Linked DNA regions of Homo sapiens: regions 1 and 2 are each linked to region 3. Evidence: read pairs that join two places in POLR2A ChIA-PET (ENCODE). Cell type or tissue: endothelial cell of umbilical vein. All regions are shown on one strand.

Region 1 (4,000 bases), 68 kb after region 3:
AGTAGCTGGGATTACATGTGCCCGCCAACATGCCCGGCTAATTTTTTTGTATTTTTAATAGAGAGGGTGTCTCACCATGTTGGCCAAGCTGGTCTCGACCTCCTGACCTCAAGTGATCCGCCTGCCTCGGTCTCCCAAAGTGCTGAGATTACAGGCATGTGCCATCTGGTGTCTGAAGTTCAGTCCTGATTGAAGACCCTGAGTGCAGGGGCACGTGTGTCCCCATGGCTGCTGTAGGCCACACTATGGGAAAACAAAACTCGCGCTTTTACAACCAGAACTCTGGAGCTGAAAAGACCAACCCTCCCTCTCTGAGTTTGAACTAAATAGTTTGTCTCTGTAGCATAGTAAACAAAGCAGAGCAGCTCATTAGCAACAGGATCTGCAGTGGTTGGTGACTATGTGCACAGCTGATGGGCAAGTCCCGGCCATCTTTCAGGATTCATTTATGCTGGCCGCCTTGGCTTCCTCATCTTGTACATATTTGGTTTAGAGAATGCGAGGAATTTGCTAGCTGAGCAAGTTTATTCATCCTGCTTTCTAACTAGGCTCTTTCCCACTGAGGTATGTTTCTAAAATTTCCCTCAGCAGGCTTTGTTGCAAAAGCAGTGCGGGGTTCAACGGGACAGTTTAAATCTAAAACAAATCCTCCCTAAAAATGCACTGTTCTCTGTCAGGACAGAATCTGGCTCTGTCTTTGAAACAGAAGTGCCTGAACTTATTACCAAAACTTCTAGCAAAGGCTGGAAGGACATCATCCCTCTATGTGCAGACAATACATTGAAAGAGGGCAATGGGACAAAGGTTATTTTCTAAGCACTCACTGCGTGCAACATGAGATGTCATTCCATTTTACTAATGTGAGAACTGACTGTTGCAGAAGTTAAATGACTTGGACAAGTTCAATTACTAAGTGGTAGAGCAGGAATTTAAAACCGAGTCTCATGACACAAGGCAGATTGCACTATGTGTGCGTAACCCCAAGTTGACCAACTGTATAACTAAATGTCACTAAGAAAGCGTAGACTACTAAATTAGATACTAAGATATCAAGGCTTGCATCTGTAATCCTAGCTATTTGAGAGGCTGAGGCAGGAGGATTGCTTGAGGCTAGGAGTCGGAGACCAGCCTGGGCACCAAACACAGTGTGACTCTCTCTAAATAATAAATAAAATACACTAGGTAAAATAAATAAATTAGATAAAACCATTATGCATTGAGTTGGAATTTAAGAAAAATATATAAATCAAAGTCTAGATTAATGACTTACAAAAATCATAAACTAAAGTGATTTTCTAATTTGCAAACAATCCTGATAGGTTGTTTCTAATTTGCAAACAACCTATCTTAATAATTCTTTGGAAAGTTACATTGGCTAGTGATGACATGAAGAAACCTTAATTTTTCTCATATTTAATTTTCTGGTGTGCATTTCTTTTGGAAAAAAAACATTAAATGTATCATATGGAAATGAATCCAAAAGTAACAATCAGTTAATTTCAGTTCATAGGTAATGTCCAAGGCAAAAGCAAGGAGAAAAATAAAATAGAACCACTGCACCATCTAGTGACGGAACTCTTGCTTTACAAGAAAACCACCTGATGCAATTACATTTTGCCAATCAGTCCCCAGAACTTTCTGAGCCTGAAAAATATTCATAAAATTGTCCAAAAGAAGAATGCCTAGTGACAATGAATCATAGAAAATTAAGAGCAGACAGGATAGATTCCTAAGTTTCCATTTGGAAGCTAGAGGCAAACCCAATTTTTAGTCCTCAAAGAGTGGGTGCCATGGATCCTGTTTACTTTCCCCTCTGCACCCAGAAGCTTGATGTAGTATTTTATGAGCTAATAAGGGTTTGAAGCCAGGCATGGTGGCACACACCTGTAATCCCGGCTACTCAAGGGGCTAAGGAGAAGGACTGCTTAGGCCCAGGAGTTCGAGACCAACCTGGGCAACACAGTGAGCGATCCACTCTCAAAAACAAAATAATAAAGGTTCAACTGCAAAACACAGATGGTGTAAGGATGTATTCAGTAAATCTGAAATGTTTCTCCACAAGCCTGACTAGGACTCATTCATAATGGTAAACACAAGGCTCAGTTTAAGACTAAAGCGTCTTTCTTCTAATTACCTTTCCCTGTAGTTTTGTCCAATGTAGGTGGTGATAAATCTGAAATTTACTAGCCAGGCATGGTGGTGCACATCTGTATTCCTAGCTACTGGGGAGGCTGAAGAGGGAGGATCACTTGAACCCAGGAGGTCAAGGCTGCAGTGAGCTAATTACACCACTGCACTCCAGGCTGGGCAACAGAGTCAGATCTCATCAATCACTCATTAAATCTGAAATAAGTAAATCCGAAATTTAATGTCTTATTTGAATGCTCTGCAAATAACAAAATGCCCAAAGAAAACTGACTTATTTTTTTAAATTACAAAAATATTACTTCAAGGGCCAAAAAAGATACTAGAACTAAAATAGAAAACTTTTTTGGGATCTCAAGATTTATATTTTGTCCAAGATGTTAACATTCATGGCCAGGGAGAAAATGTATTGAATAATTTTATGATTAGTGTGAATGAATAAAAAAAATTACCAAGGAAGAAGAAAATATATTTCCACGGAGTAATTACGTGGAATGAGTAGGTCAGTGTATGTGAAAAAACGTTTACTTCCATTATGCTTGCGCAATGTTTAAAGTGAAGCTAGTTTTCATTCCAGCAAGATTTGAAACATTTATAGTGACTGGCTCTGTCAGCTCCAATCTCTTCACAGGCAAGATAGCAGTTGAATCTAGTTGGGTACTTAGCACTTCCCTGAGAAATCCCAAACATTCAAAATATGCATAAATTTGACAATTCAAATCCTCGGTTGATAATTTTTCAAGACCACATAATTTCATCTGGTTTTTTACAGTAATGAGATATTATCTCATTACAGGTAAGAGTTCCCAAAATACTCTGTAGACACCAACACAACATAGTTATGTTGGGGGAAGCAGGTAATCGAGCAAGAAAACCCCAGCCCGGCAATTATTAGCTCTGTGGCCTTGAGCAGATTCCTACCTTCTCTTAACTTCAAATGCTTCATCTATAAAACGGCGATAAAACATATCACTTGAAGGGTTACCTTAAGTGTTAAAGAATACATAGGAAGTGTCTTTAACAGATAAGAAGCACTCAACAAATGGTAGCTCCTTATTAATAAAATTGATAGCATGTTTCTTTAAACGGTAACTCAGAAGTAGATGCTATGTGGCCCAGGATTGATCCTAGGCAAGTCTATTAACCAGACTTTATGCCTCACACCTTTTTTTTTTTTTTTTTTTCTGAGACAGAGTCTCACTCTGTCGCCCAGGCTGGAGTGCAGTGGCACGTTTTTGGCTCACTGAAACCTCCGCCTCCCGTGATTTCCCAGGCTCAGCCTCCCAAGTAGCTGGGACTACAGCCACACACCACAGCGTCCAGCTAATTTTTTTGTATTTTAGTAGAGACGGGTTTCACCACGTTGGCCAAGCTGGTCGCCTCTCAGCTTTTAAGCACTAACTCCTAAATCTGTAGGTAAAACAGGGCCAGAAAAATTGACAAAAAGGCAAGAGAAGACATTTGAGTCCATAGTGAATGAATTGAAAAGATTTATCACCAAGAGTCAAACACCCCATAAAGCTTTCAAAGACAGGTTTATTTATATATAAGTGCATGAAATTGAATACAGAAACTTTATTAAAATACTGTATATTACAAATTTTTAATCCAATAAATTCTGTGTAATGACATTTAAGTGCTGGATTCACTTTTTAACAGTTGTCTTGTGTGTATCAGTAAAGAGTTCACCCTGTATATTACAAAGAGGAGAGCCACATGTGGACCTCAGAAATGGTCCTGTGATTAGACACTGAATGATAGTAATTGTGCATCTTTTCCTTAAAGCAATGAATTGGAACCTAGATCTTATCTTTGTAGACCTACTTTCTATAATTAAAAATAACTTGCATATGTT
Region 2 (4,000 bases), 650 kb before region 3:
AAGATGAGAGGTTACTGTGAAATGTGTAACATTCACTTGCAGTAGATAAATTCTGAGCTCCAGACCCAAAGTCCCCAGGAACTGTGAGTATAAAGGTGAGATAAAGCCAATGCAGAAGGGACTCTATTAAGAACATAAGCTTGAAAGCAGTGTTTTACACATTGAGAACTTAAATGTGAAAACAGGCATTTTCAAGACCTTAGAAACAGAGAGGGGGAAAAAAAAAAGCAGACCACTGCCTTGCATTGTAGAGTAAAAGAGAACTGACCGGGCCAGGCACAGTGGCTCACGCCTGTAATCACAGGACTTTGGGAGGCCAAGGTGGGCGGATCACCTGAGGTCAGGAGTTCGAGACCAGCCTGACCAACACGGAGAAGCCCCGTCTCTACTAAAAATACAAAATTAGCCGGGCATGGTGGCACATGCCTGTAATCTCAGCTACTGAGGAGGCTGAGGCAGGAGAATCGCTTGAACCCAGGAGGCAGAGGTTGTGGTGAGCTGAGATAGCGCCATTGCACTCCTGCCTAGGCAACAAGAGCAAAACTCCATCTCAAAAAAAAAAAAAAAAAAAAAAAAAAAGAGAACTGACCGAGAGATTTCCCCCTTCACTCAGATAGATTCTTTGGTGAGTAAAGTCTAAAAATAATAATTAAAAATTCTTGGTTATATTCTATTTTATCCTATAGACATTTACTTAACGATGCCATGAGATAGCCTCCTTATAGTCCTTTTTTCTTCCCCTGCATTTCTTCTCTTTCCTCTTGAGGGGATGGGTCTGCTAGCACTGTCTACAAGGCTGGGAGGCAAAGCTTTCAGAAAGACTGATTTTGGCTTTAGTACCCAGAGCCTTCTAGCAAGGTTTGCCTGGGCATCTGTTTCTGCAGACCTCCAGGGGCCCTCTGGCTGAAATAGTCGTGCTTAACTTAAGTGTTCAGGCTCCAGAGATGCTACAGCTCCTTCTGTGATCTTAGGTGAGTCACCTCCCTTTTTGGGCCTTGGATTTTCACCTGGAAAGACAAAATGTTGCTCTTTCTTAATGTCAGCAAGAGTTCTCCTGAGGGAGCTCTAGATTAGTCCAATACCCAAGCTGTGTTTTGGGGGAGTACAGGCAGTATCAAAGCCAGTGGATCCATCAAAAAAGATGCCAATCTCTGGTGGTGCAAATGAAGTACCTATTAGTAGGTGTTCCCTCTGCCCTGGCAAAAGTTACCACATTCCACCTAGAGTTCTCTGGTTTCTGGAGTTCTGAGATCAAAGCTTGCCTGGGCTATCAGTGTAAAGAGAGAAAGCTGTCCTAAGTGGGTTTCCAGAAACCATGCTTTTACTGGAAACAGAGCAAGAAATGTGACAGACCATCCCATCAGTTTACCCTTCAAGCTGATGTGGACTGTAATATAATTGAATGTTTCGTCTTCATGTTTGAAAAATATTAATTTTCTGTGAGTCTCCCAACTTATTTACTGCAAATCCTCATGCCCTAGAGTGTCTACATCATCCCTTTCATTTTTCCTACTGGATACTGAAGCAGGAAGCATGGGAAAGGGGGGCTCAAGGGTTTGACTGATGAAAAACCCAACCAAAACTCATCAATCTGACTTACTATGCTGTCCTTTGGACTGTTTTGTTCAGTGGCTTCTCTGATTCTGACTTCCTCTTAAATGTATTAGATCCATGTCTTCTAAGCTCAGATCTTTATTTTTTTTCATGCCACTTCAACTTCTTTATGTAATCTCAAACTCTTTCTCAGAGGTATGAAAGAAACTCCCCTCAACTCCCTTGTTTCATAGATGAGAAAACTCACGATAGAAGGAAATTGAATCGTTTGCTCAAGATTAAATACTGGCCAAGTTCAGACCAAGCACCTTGTCAACATGGGCAAAACTTCAAAATTTTCTTCAGAGTCACGCACTGAGAAACAGTTTATGGATAAAGTAAGCTTTATAAACAATTCCCCAAAGACATTGGACTGTGCCTTAAAGAGAAAAATGAGGATCAATGAGGACGGAGACTCTGCACAGGACATTGATTACGCATGCCTGAAGACTGTTATTTGAAATCCTTCTGATGTGTCACTGTTAGGACGACAGTGATCACTACATGCTAATATTTGTTAAATGCCAGGAATTCCTTCAGACACTATTAGAGAAGGGCAAGGAAGATTCTCGAGGGCTAATCAAGCTCTTAGAGAATTCAGTTAGTAGTGACCATTTGCAATACTGCAATTGCAATACTGTGCTCTCCAGTGAGCTGACAAGGCCAGCCAAGGCAAAGTGGAGAGGAAGTGGTGCTTTGTGGCAGAGGACCTAGAATCAGTACCTGGTGTCTCTACCTCCATGGGCACACGGCCAGTCCTAGGCTATCACGAAGAAGCAATGGTACTCAATGTTCCTTAAGAAACAACATCCTTAATGTGAGAAAATAAAAAGCCATTGGAAACCTCTACTTGCTCTGAGCAGGCCATTTTCTAAAAGCAACTTTGGTATATAACTTTGTATAATTAGGTATGTTTTGGGGGGTTGTCTTGCCATTACTTCCTTCAGTCCATTAATATGGATAAAGCATCTCTCACCACACCATCAGCTTAAACTGTTGAATCCTGCCTAATAGCCTGAGCCAAGTTAATGGATGAAGTCCCTGGAGAATTTTTCAGGTGAAGGAGAAGCAGGAGGCTGCTACCCAAGAGAAGACAGAGGTGTTAAAGCTGCTTTTTTGTTTTGTGTTTTTACCTCAATGCAGTATAAAATCAACATTTAAGATACAGATAAAATTCTTTATATAATTAGCTTAGACCGTAATATCCTTCTAATTGTCACTTTTCTATGAAACCGTCTTTAACCATTTATTTGCCTTTATGGTACTTAATCACGTTGGCCCACTCCTTACAAATTTCAGTAATGATTCCAAATCAGTACAGTAAGGAAAAAAATATTTATTTTCTAAAGTCATTACCTTGACAGGCAAAACAAAGCATGTTCTCAATTTCATTTAGAAATACATATTTTAAAAATACATAGACCAATATGGCCTGCCCAAACAGATATTTAACATGGTAAATATAAGGAATAAATTGTTTGAATATAAATATCTATAAAAAAATAAGTACATCAAAATTCAATCCAACCTCTTTCATTAGCCGGTTATATAAAGGAAAATAATTTTACTGCTTTAAAGCGTAACAAACACTTACTTTTCAATATATTTCATAAACAACCCTATACCATTGTGTCTCCAAAAATCAAGGACAGGGAATCTCCTGATTTAATGATCTTTTTTTTCTTATGGATCAGAGCTAGTAGATTACCATGAAAATATTATATCTACTGCTGACACATTAGACCAGACTTCTACGAGGCTAGGATTTAGTATGGGGGATGGAGGAAGGGGCAGCAGGGGTGGGAAGAGTTTGGGGAGGCAATAATTAAATGTGGGAAATACTTCTGCCAGAGTGCAATATAGGTGAGGTAGACTCATATTCATGAAACATATCCTGATTTATGGTAGTAACAGTTTCATTCAGTTTTGCATTTTACAAATTTAAACAAAAGTCTTTCTTTTTTTTTTCTTTACTTGCATGTTTGTCTTTTGAGTGTGTTTTCAATTTGTGCATTCCTTAGAAAATCTTTGTGTGGACTTTGGAGTTTCTCCCTGAAATGTGCCAGGCGCCTGAGTCAGACACAAACACTCCCTTAGGACCTTCGTCAGAAACTCCACCCCTGTGTGGAATCTCCTTCCTCTCTCTCTCTCCGGAGGATGCCACCCGAATTCGAATGTGACTGTGTGTTTCTGCTGAGAGGTCCATTGTCATCCCCAGATGAAAGAAGAGACCAAAGCAGTTACCACTGATGGAAGCCAGTGAAGATGGTTGGGGGAACTCCTTAACCTTTCTTGGAATGTTTTGAACGAGGACGCTGGTCCTTTGCCAGTCAGGAACCAGCAGAGGATGCTCCTGCTCTGATCCCAGCCAGGGTGGAGAGTGCAGAGTCGGCCACAGGGCTCTCCG
Region 3 (4,000 bases):
GTGGGCTGGCCCCCTTTATGCTGAACATAGGAAATACAGAAAAACATCTACGAGACTGAGCAAAGTGGTAGTATTTCGTGCACTGGCTGGCTCAGCACCAAAATTCAAATCAATACTCCAGAGAGAAGAGCCCCCAGAAACAGCCCAGCAAGAGCTTGGAGGGTTCAATGATCATTTAATTTAAGCCCCTCTTTTTACAGACAAATGAACACAGGCCCCCAAGAGTTTAGGTGATGTTCCCGTGGGCCCTTATCAAGTTAGAGCAGAGCCCAGGGAGAGAGAGAGTTGAGGTCCTCCGCTCTCTGCTTCTGCCTCCACACTCTGCTTGCTCTGACCAACGTCCTCCCACCGGCGATGCAGAACTTCAAAGGGATGGAAAAGGTGGCAAAGTCACCAGTGAATCTGTGTGATATACATAACTGATGACTTCCTCCTTTAAAAATTTTTTTGAGAGAGGGTCTTGTTCTGTTACCCAGGTTGGAGTGCAGTGACACAATCGTAACTTGAAATCCTGGGCTCAAGTGAGCCTTTTGCCTCAGCCTCCCGAGTAGCTGGGACTACAAGGAGCACACCTCCATGCCTGGCTAATTTGTTAAAATGTTTCTTTAGAGACGGTAGTCTCACTATTTTCCCCAGGATGGTCTTGAACCCCTGACCTCAGGTGATCCTCCCGCCTTGGCCTCTCAAAGTGGTGACTTCAGGTGTGAGCCACTGTGCCCAGCAGCTTCCTCCTTTACAGAAATAAATTAATGCAAAATAAAGGAGGAAGAGAGAAATGATAGCTAAGCAGAGAACATGCAACAAAGTCAATGCTAACATCCACGTGATTGAGCATCTACTGTATGGCAGGTGCTTCACATGCGTTATCTTGAATGGGTGAACATTCTCCAATACAGCAGGGTTCCATCCATTCCACAGGTGAGGCACCTCATGCTCAGGTGGGTAAATTGCCCACCACCGTGTGGTAATAAAAGGGCAGAACACACACATGAAATCAGGACACCCTGACTCCAAATCCTATCACTGTTTCATGTCTCCAGCTGCAGACAACTCTTATGTGAGCCCTGGATAGGAAAAGGAACAGAGTCATGGAAGGTCCACTTAAGTTCTCCTTCAAGCAGCTAAGGAGGTGCTGTCTCTAACAAGCCAAATTAAGATAGGCAAAGTCACCCCAGCAGCTGTTGACTTCAGCATTTGCTTTTAAAATGAGAATTATTGTCTCAGGGTGAAGACTCCGGTTCAAGCATGAGTCATGCACCCCAGCAGACCTGGTTTGTTTTTAGCGAAGTGTGGCCGGGGGAGGAGGGGTTGTATTCACCAGCAAAGCATGTCACAGAGGATGTACACACACACACACACACACACACACACACACACAGACACACAGACACACACACACACACGTCTGCCCATTACAGCTGCTCCAGGCATCTCTCGCCTGACAGAATAGGGTCTGTTTCTGACCCCCACACATCCTTAAAGAATGTGATCTTTGCAGAGATCACTAGCAGGAAATGACCCTGAGGAAAGCCACTTGATGTCATTCTTTGAATGTTCTGCTGTCAGCTCCCAAAACTGTCAGGAATGAGGTCGTAAGTGTCTCCTTCAGCTGCATAAATAGAGGCCACCAAAGGTCTCCAGGAAAGAAAAAAGCTGGTAATCACAGCAATTCACGTGTGGACCAAATATGGCAGCACCGGTGGAAGACAGAGTCATGTTATGACTCACACAAACCCAAGCTGGAATCCCATAGCTGCTGTTTTCCAGGGGTATGACATTGAACTGCATAAATGCCTCAGTTTCCCCATCTGCTTGATGGGCATCAGAGCATCACTATGAGGGCTGAGCCGAGTACTTATAGAAGCAGTGGGTGATATAGGTAGCCAGTGCCTGATCAATGCTGCTTCTCATCCATCCTCCTCCTGCATGATGTGGTTAGAAATCTCCAATGGCTGGGCGCGGTGGCTCATGCCTATAATCCCAGCACTTTGGGAGGCCGAGGCCGGCGGATCACCTGAGGTCGGGAGTTTGAGACCAGCCTGACCAGCATGGAGAAACCCCATCTCTACTAAAAATACAAAATTAGCCAGGCATGGTGGCACATGCCTGTAATTCCAGCTACTGGGGAGGCTGAGGCAGGAGAATCGCTTGAACCTGGGAGGTGGAGGTTGTGGTGAGCTGAGATTGCGCCATTGCACTCCAGCCTGGGCAACTTCCAGAGTGAAACTGTCTCAAAAACAAACAAAAAAAAGAAATCTCTGGTGCGGCTGGGCATGGTGGCTCACACCTGTAATCCCAGCACTTTGGGAGGCCAAGGCGGGTGGATCACCTGAGGTCAGGAGTTCGAGACCAGCCTGGCCAATGTGGTGAAACCCTGTCTCTACTAAAAATACAAAAAATTACCTAGTTGTGGTGGCACACACCTGTAATCCCAGCACTTTGGGAGGCCGAGTCGGGCAGCTCACTTGAGGTCAGGAGTTGGAGACCAGCCTAGCCAACATGGCAAAACCCCGTCTCTACTAAAAACACAAAAATTAGCCAGGCGTGGTTGCGCACACCTGTAATCCCAGCTACTCAGGAGGCTGAGGCAGGAGAATTGCTTGAACCCGGGAGGCAGATGCTGCAGTGAGCCGAAAACATACCACTGCACTCCAGCCTGAGCAACAGAGCGAGACTCTGTCCCCAACTCGCCCCAGAAAAGAAAAATCTCTGGTTCCATCAGAACCAAGAGTGGCCCAACAAAGGGCTGACCAGTCCAGCTTCCTGGTCATGGAGGTCACACTGATGCTAATGGATCAAGTTGGCAAGCTTGACATTTAATGTAAAACTGCTAGCATCAGATTATTTGGGGCCAACGTTCCCCCAGTGCTTAAGAATCACTGTTATAAATTCTTCTTCCTTGCAGCTCTCAGAACTGATCCCTCCTCTCTTTGGCACGTATCTCTGCCTCAGTTCCAGCTCTCAGCCCCCTCCCTGAATCCCACAGCACCTCCCAACTATGTCCCTGCCTTCAATCTGCCCCATCATCCCCAATCCCTACATTGCTGCCAGAGTGAGCTCTCTGACATGTCTGTCTGAGGTGATGGATATTATTGGGTGTCTCTCAGCATCATTCTGTCTTCTTCTTTAAACAGAGACTGGATTTCGTTCAGACACCTAAATCTCCCACCTTTGCCCTATGCTTCTAGGAAAGCTGTCTCTTCTCCCTTTTCCTTGGGCAGGCCTGATTGATCGAAGAGTTAGCCTATCCACTTACCAGTGACTGTTTTAATATTGGTCCATGTTTCAGTTCTGGACAATGTTCTGGAAGGAAAGGTTTGTGGCTGCTTCTGGGAATATTCTTCACTTCTTATCTGCAGGCCATGAAACGTGTAAAATTCTGCCATGACACTATCACACTGCCTTACTCATTTATGTGTTTGGATCCCTACAGAGACTGTAAGCTCATAGCGTAGGCCTTCTCTTACTCTACTCTTCATCCCACTCCTAATACTGGCACATAGTAGACCTTCAAATAACAGTTGCTGAATGAATGAATGAATGAAGGAATGATGTTTAAATTATCAAGGGTGGTGAATCTTCCCAAAGCACTTCCTAACAGACAAAGGGACAGAGATCCTACTCCACAATAAAAGAGCATCCACTTATTGATGATGTTTGCTATAAACTCACATCTGTTGCAGCTGCCTTTTCCAGAACACAATGCCAGGCCAGATGTCAACCTTCTTTCCTAAGTAGGAAGTGTTTCCTAAGTCACATACACAAGAAGACCTCTCTACAGGATGTTATGATTGCCCCTTAAAGGCAGCAACAAAGCAAGGTTTTAGGACACCAGAGTCAGATGCACTTTGAACACCCTGTCTTCTCAGCAGAGGCAACATCATGTACTGGCCTGAATCATCAAAATCAACAAGACAGGTAGTACAGAAGGGTATGAACTTGAAGCAGAAGGGACCCTGGCCTCACCGGCAGGGCATTACAATTTGAAGTGGACATAAAG

What was found. Peaks named below come from ENCODE experiments on the same cell type or tissue, not always from the same donor. Only the 100,000 strongest peaks of a DNase experiment are listed, where the experiment ranks them.
Region 1: POLR2A ChIA-PET joins it to region 3 with 11 read pairs; 6 of 35 experiments call an interaction of 5 or more read pairs at or near these places.
Region 2: POLR2A ChIA-PET joins it to region 3 with 11 read pairs; 9 of 35 experiments call an interaction of 5 or more read pairs at or near these places.

The regions. Positions count from the first base shown.
Region 1 is chr6:11,583,186-11,587,185 of GRCh38, reverse strand. TMEM170B (transmembrane protein 170B) reads right to left here. Exons shown (of 3, transcript NM_001100829.3): 3 at 3,662-4,000. Among named protein-coding and RNA genes, the nearest start is that of TMEM170B, 47 kb to the right of the region's middle. In endothelial cell of umbilical vein, a CTCF peak has its summit at 1,548 (motif pointing left); DNase peaks (open chromatin) are centred at 345 and 1,545; H3K27ac peaks cover 1,514 bases.
Region 2 is chr6:12,296,104-12,300,103 of GRCh38, reverse strand. It overlaps EDN1 (endothelin 1), which reads right to left. Exons shown (of 5, transcript NM_001955.5): 5 at 2,910-4,000. Among named protein-coding and RNA genes, the nearest start is that of EDN1, 7.7 kb to the right of the region's middle. In endothelial cell of umbilical vein, no CTCF peak of the experiment used is centred here; DNase peaks (open chromatin) are centred at 103, 833, 1,773, 2,323 and 1 weaker place; H3K4me3 peaks cover 859 bases; H3K27ac peaks cover 3,110 bases.
Region 3 is chr6:11,650,767-11,654,766 of GRCh38, reverse strand. No RefSeq gene overlaps it. Among named protein-coding and RNA genes, the nearest start is that of TMEM170B, 120 kb to the right of the region's middle. RefSeq lists an enhancer at 3,426-4,000. In endothelial cell of umbilical vein, no CTCF peak of the experiment used is centred here; DNase peaks (open chromatin) are centred at 1,366 and 1,556; H3K27ac peaks cover 4,000 bases.